Linked DNA regions of Homo sapiens: region 1 is linked to region 2. A link is a loop called in an ENCODE intact Hi-C map of the cell type or tissue named here. Cell type or tissue: ascending aorta. All regions are shown on one strand. Each heading gives the region's core, and the rest is flanking DNA. Links, peaks and the distances in the headings are about the cores only. Region 1 has its middle 33 kb from the start of DYM-AS1. Region 2 has its middle 33 kb from the start of CTIF-AS1.

Region 1 (2,896 bases), core at 248-2,747, 120 kb after region 2:
CACTTCAGCCTGGGTGACAGGTGAGCCCCTGTCTCAAAAAAAAAAAGACCTCCAGCTAGGAACCTGGGCTTTTCCAAACTGGAGACAGGACGCACTCAGGGGAAGGAATTAGCCCACCACCCAACGGTGCACCTCTGACCCTGCTTTGGCAGAAAACTCAGACTGTGGGGCTATAGGGGAGGCCTTATTGGAACTGGCTGCCAGGCCTGGGTTAGCTTTCAGCTGGCAGGGAGAGGGACAGCTGAACAGAGGAGCCGAGGTGAGGTTGCATGGGCGCTTCTTCTGTACAGCAAAGAGAATCCCCTGGCAGGTCAGGCAGACCAAGATGTGAGACCTCTTTGGCCGTGCGCTGTGGCATCAACCCAGAGATTTGTTCTATGGACAAAACCCCTCCACGAAACCTGGCTGTTTGTTCTCTGTTTCTTTGTTCTGAACTGGAAGAACTATCTGCGTGGTGGGAAGAGGAGAGCCTTATCGCTGGGGTTTATTGTGGGGCTATTAATAATGAGCGCGCCCCCTGCTCCAGGGTGGGGGAGATAGGCTGGGGTGTCCAGCCCAGTCCGTGGAGCCCCTTCCTCCTGGCCCTGCCAAATTCCTCAGAGCCCAGTGGATAAGATTGGCGGTTTCTACTTCCCAAAGGTCCTGGCCTGGAATTCTTATCCAACTCCAGGCTCGTTTAACTTGGATGAGGGAGGAGGTGGCTGGCGAGGGCTGGGAGCTTAAGACCCCAGTGAGGGGCTGGGGCCAGAGAGAAGCCACATTTCTCCCAGTGACTTGATTCCTGAATTCTTGACACTGCTGTGCAGAGCCTCCTGCCCCCATCCTTCCTACCAGGCCCTGATTTCTCTCCATTTCCACAACCCTAAAGACAACTCTAAAAGCGAATGCCTGGGTGCCCTCTCATACAGCAATGGGCAGGAAGGAGGGAGGGGTAGGGAGGGAGAAAACCCAGCCTGGACACAGCCTGAGAGACCCTCCACTGTCCTGGGCCCCTCCCTGTCCCTGCTCCATCCAGCCCCACAGCTGGAGAGAGAGAGTGAGCTTCCCTCCTGCACAGTGAGGCTCGGCCTCGTGACTGGGAGCCTCCCCGCCTGTCCACATATGTGTTCAGCTGGTCTCCTACTCACCCTCCTGCACCCTCTGCCTGCCACACTGCTCACCCAGACCCTACCTGTCCCCATCCCAGGTCCAGTCTGAGCCACGAGGCTTAGCAGAGACACTGCTGCCTTGAGGCTTTTGGGGTTTTTGTGTGTGTGCGAGAAGGGGTGTCCACACCCATGCTGTGGGCTCCCTGGTAGCAAAGGGCTGCACACCCACACTCTCCCCTCAGTGAGCTTCCAAGAGGGGGCAGGGCACACAGGCCATGCTCGGTATGTGTCACCATTAGTGAGTCATGGCAGTGTTTGGAAAGTCCACAGGAGCAGGCCTCTGGAGTCCGGGATTCTAGAACTGACCAGACCACCAGGTGCTGCGCGACCCTGTGAAGGTCGCCTCACCTCTGGTCTGTGGCATCCTCAGTCCTACCCCAGGAGGAGATTAGGTCAGTCTGTCCCTGCAGAACCTGTTATGAAGGAGGCCAGGGAGAGCTCGGCATGTCACATCAGGGTCACGCCACTCCGGGAGTTCATCCCAGGAATGATGGGAGGGGTGCTGGGGCCACCCTGCCCTGAGGCTGGATGGGATTCTGACCTGGTCTCCAGACAGGACCTCTTCATTCCTAATTCCCAGAAGCAGAACTCTCGCCTGGCCTCCAAGAGCTCTCCTCCAGGAAGGAGGGACCACACTGACTCGGGCCCTCCCCCAATTCCTCCTGAGCCCCAACCCTGCCAAGCCTGGGACCCTCCCCAGCTCAGAGCAAAAGTCTGGGCTCTGAGGTCAGTGACCCTGGTGGGCTGCCCTCTCTCCATGCTCTGGGTCCAAGGACAGATGTAGGTTGAGGGGCCTCAGGCAGTCCTCCACCTCCCTGACACTGGAGAGGGGCCTCAGTTTGGGGCGTGGGCTGGCACTGGGCTGTGAGCTTCACCAATGCAGAGAGTCCGGGGATGACCACTCAGGAGCCTGCCCGGGGCAGTTTCCCAGAAACGGTGGGGTAGGGTGGCAGGGGAGGGAGGAGCTCCAGAGGATCTTGCTGGGTTAAGACGGGGGCTAAAGGTGGGGTGGGGATGACCCTTCCTGGAGGAAAACAACACCAGGGCCTCGAGGACCGGAGGGAGAAGGAAGGAGCCCCTTGGAAGGGAGGCTGACCTTGCTGTGCAGCCGGCCCTGCCCATCTGAGTTCAGCCTCTTCCTGGGTTCTGTTGCTTCAGTGCTGCTGCTTTGCTCCGATCTAAAGCGCTCACAGAGCCCTACACCTGGGTTTTCTCTCCCTAGACTGGCGGTTTTCAGCCCTGGAGGGGTTGAATCACCTGGGGAGCTTTCACAAACACTGGGGCCGAGACTCGCAGCAGAGGCTCGGATTTAATTGGTCTGGGGTGTAGGCTGCTCAGGACTCTGCCTCAGGGCCTAACCTGTCTCCAGGGAAGGCACCTTCTCCAACGCCTTTTCCCCACACTGCTAACACCCAGCTCACCCAGGAAGATGACTGTCACAGCTGGTCTGTCCTGCAGGCGAGGGCCAGCCGCCTTACCCGGGCACCTCATGCTGGCCACCCAGTGCAGACCCACAGTAAGGTGGCAGCTTCTGCTCCGGCAGGAATAGAGGCTCACCTCATACCTGCCCCACAGCCTCAAGCTCGGGTCAGACATGGAGGAGGGCATGGGTCTGGCTCCTCCCCTCTCCTTGTCCAGCACTGGCCGGATGGTGTCCCCCGCCTGGCACTATCGCGGCAACCATGTTCCTGGCAGGAGGAAGTGTGGCAATTGCTGGAAGGGCCAGTCTGCAGGCCAGGCCAGCTGGG
Region 2 (2,896 bases), core at 202-2,701:
TAGCTGGGATTACAGGCACGTGCCACCACACTCAGGTAATTTTTGTATTTTCAGTACAGACGGGGTTTCACCATGTTGGCCAGGCTGGTCTCAAACTCTTGACCTCATGTGATCCGCCTGCCTCGGCCTCCCAAAGTGCTGGGATTATAGGTGTGAGCCACCGCGCCTGGCCTTCTCTGTAATTCTTGAGTTGTCTTTGTTAATTAGCAGGAGAGGGAGGCAGGAACGGAGGGAGGAGAGACAGATTTTAACAGCTGTTCTGCGTGAGCCCATTTTGGCCCCCAGATTCCCTCCATCCCCTAGTCTGTTCTCCTTTATGGAGTTCACTCCCCTCTAATCCCGTTTCTACCTAGGCTAACCCACCCAGGAGAGCTTTGAAATTTCAGTGGAGTCAACCACAATTCTACAGCCTTTGAGGAAAAGGCCTAATAATGACGATAGCCTACAGATGCAAAGCTCCTCCTGGGAGCACAAGGTCTTGCACCTCTTCGTGTCCCTTGAGGTCCCATTCACAGGGACCGGCTGCAGGCCCAGGAGTGATTTGCCCGAGGGACTGGGCTGGGAGTCAAACCAACATGTGTGGACTCCAGAACTTTTGACTCTTCAGCTAGCTTTGTCTTTGGCACCTTCCATCTGTGTCCTGGGCCACATCTTCCTGGCTTCAGTTGTTTCTTTCTCTATCTGGCACTCAGGGCTCCCAAGCTGAAGGTCCTGATGCTTCAGCATGAGCCAAAGCATTCCCACCTGAGAGAGACCAGGAAGGAAGGACAAAACGAGGACCCATGGAGGACACCAGGCAGTGTGGCCCCTGCACCCACCCCACTAGCTGGACAGGCTACTCAGCATTGGTGACCCCTGCCTGCCTCCAGGTCCCTTTCCATTCTTGGTGACCCCAGGCAGAGCCCCCAAAGCCAGTATGCTCGCCAAAGCCCCATGCAGTTGGCTAGAGCCCAAGCCCTCCTTTTCTGCAGCGACTCCACCGGGCTGGGCTGGGGCTCGAGCTTGGCCACTTTCCTGGGCCGCTGCTGTATCGATTATTTTGGCTCCCTTTTTGCTGGGGATATCAATTTAGTGGGTTCCCAGGATGGCTGTGTTTTAACCTCTCACCCTGGTCTAGACTCTGTCGGCTCCCGCTGTCCCTGGGCCAGGAGGAGATGGAGGGCCCCGGGTCTCTCGGGCAAGCTCTGGAGCCGGAGGATTTCCAGGAACAGAGGCTGGGATCGCCTGGCGGCTCCACAGCCCCGCCAACCTGCCTCCCTTCAAACCGGCCGGTGAATTATTAAAGATGCAATTTCCTTTCATCTTTCCAGTAAAATCGCTCCCTGTGCCATGATCCACTGCTTTCCTGTCACTGGCCAGGCAGGGGCCTTGGCAGGACCCTCATCCACTCTATTCCCTCCCGGTGCCTGAGCCCTCCTAGGAGTCTGGACAGGACTGGCCCCTTCCTAAAAGGGTCCAGGAGTCTTAAGGTATCTGGGTGGGGCAGAGGAGACTTGGAATTGTAGAATATCGGAGCCCACCATTTCACAGCTGAAGGAAGACGAGCCCAGAGTGGGCGAACAACCAGCCCAGAGTAGCACAGCAAGCAGTTGGCAGAGCTGGACTGGAACTCAGGCCCAGTCTCCCGGGGTGGGGATACCCCTACTCCTGCACCGGAGCAACCCTGGGACTCCCAGCGCTGTCCCCTATGATGGCCCCCGAGACCCAGGCACCGGGGCGAGGACGTTGGGTCAATCTGCTGCTGGATCGATCAGTTTTCGGGGTGATTTACAGTCTTTGCCCGTTATTTACCATCTAGTCTCCATCTCTGCAGCAGCGAGTTAGCCGAATGTAAAATCACAGTGATTACTGCCCTCTTGTCAGTATTCATTGTTTCAGGTTTATCAGTTACTACTGGTGATCATCACAGAGAGGCTAGCGAGAGGGAGCCCAGTGTCATCCTGGCCAAATCGCTGGTCATGGTGCCTGAAGTTCTCCCTCTCAAAGCCTTGCTCCAAACCGGCCTTCTCCAGAAACCCCTTCCTTGAGTGGCCCCTAGAAGAGTTCAGATGCTCCACTTCCTCTTTTGCTCATCCAAGCTCCGCTGTGGCAGGGGCATTTGGAAAGCATCTGGGGTCTTCTGCAGATGTTTTGGCAGCCTTGGAGACATCGTGCCCTGTGCCCAGCCCTGGCCAGCTGCTCTGGAGGCACCACATGACCACGGTGTCTCGGTCCAGGGCTCGAGGTCTGCCCAGGGTTCCCAGCCAGAGGGAACCCAGAGGGATCCTCAGACTGCAGCTCCTTCCCAGGTTGGCTGCAGCCCCCAGGCCAGGCTGCAGGGGAAGAGCCGGCCATCAGTGCTTTTCTCCATAACAGGACAGAAAGCCGCTGCGGAGCAAAGGTGCCTCCAGGGACAGACAGGGAAAAGCTTGCGGGAGACAGCCACCCTCACTGGCCCCTCCTGTGGCGGGAACAAGCTCCACAGGCCTGCTAAGATCACCAGACCCTGACTCGAGCTGTGAGCCAGTTCATTGCCTACTGCCCACAGCTCACCGCAGCCAAGCCCAGCCTGGCCGTGACCCCTAACGCTACCCACACCAGCTTCACATCCTGACGTTTTCTGACCCCTCTCCCAAAAACCTCCTTGCTTCCCTCTGGCCTCTGAAACAGAGAACCTCCTTGCTTCTCTCTGGCCTCTGAAACAGGGTACCTCCTTGCTTCCCTCTGGCCTCTGAAACAGGAGACCTCCTTGCTTCCCTCTGGCCTCTGACACCCCCCTGTGCTTGGGTCCTTCCACCCGAGTGAGGGGCAGTACGGTATTGTGGTCAGTAGGCCAGGCTCCAAAGCCACACACCTGGCCTCCACCCCTCCCAGGCCATGTGGTGTGACTGCAGACAAGTCATTTAACCTCCCTGTG

The links. Hi-C counts contacts between places; a loop is a spot of excess contacts. Peaks named below come from ENCODE experiments on the same cell type or tissue, not always from the same donor. Only the 100,000 strongest peaks of a DNase experiment are listed, where the experiment ranks them.
Region 1: a loop joins it to region 2, with 2.4 times the contacts of the local background. A loop is called at or near these places in 2 of 110 quality-filtered maps.

What each region holds. Positions count from the first base shown.
Region 1 is chr18:48,989,492-48,992,387 of GRCh38, forward strand. No RefSeq gene overlaps it. Among named protein-coding and RNA genes, the nearest start is that of DYM-AS1, 33 kb to the right of the region's middle. RefSeq lists an enhancer at 1,438-2,067 and a silencer at 1,583-1,731. In ascending aorta, for the core only: no CTCF peak of the experiment used is centred there; a DNase peak (open chromatin) is centred at 1,380; H3K27ac peaks cover 2,500 bases.
Region 2 is chr18:48,873,894-48,876,789 of GRCh38, forward strand. No RefSeq gene overlaps it. Among named protein-coding and RNA genes, the nearest start is that of CTIF-AS1, 33 kb to the left of the region's middle. In ascending aorta, for the core only: CTCF peaks have their summits at 1,209 and 2,457; no DNase peak of the experiment used is centred there; H3K27ac peaks cover 1,511 bases.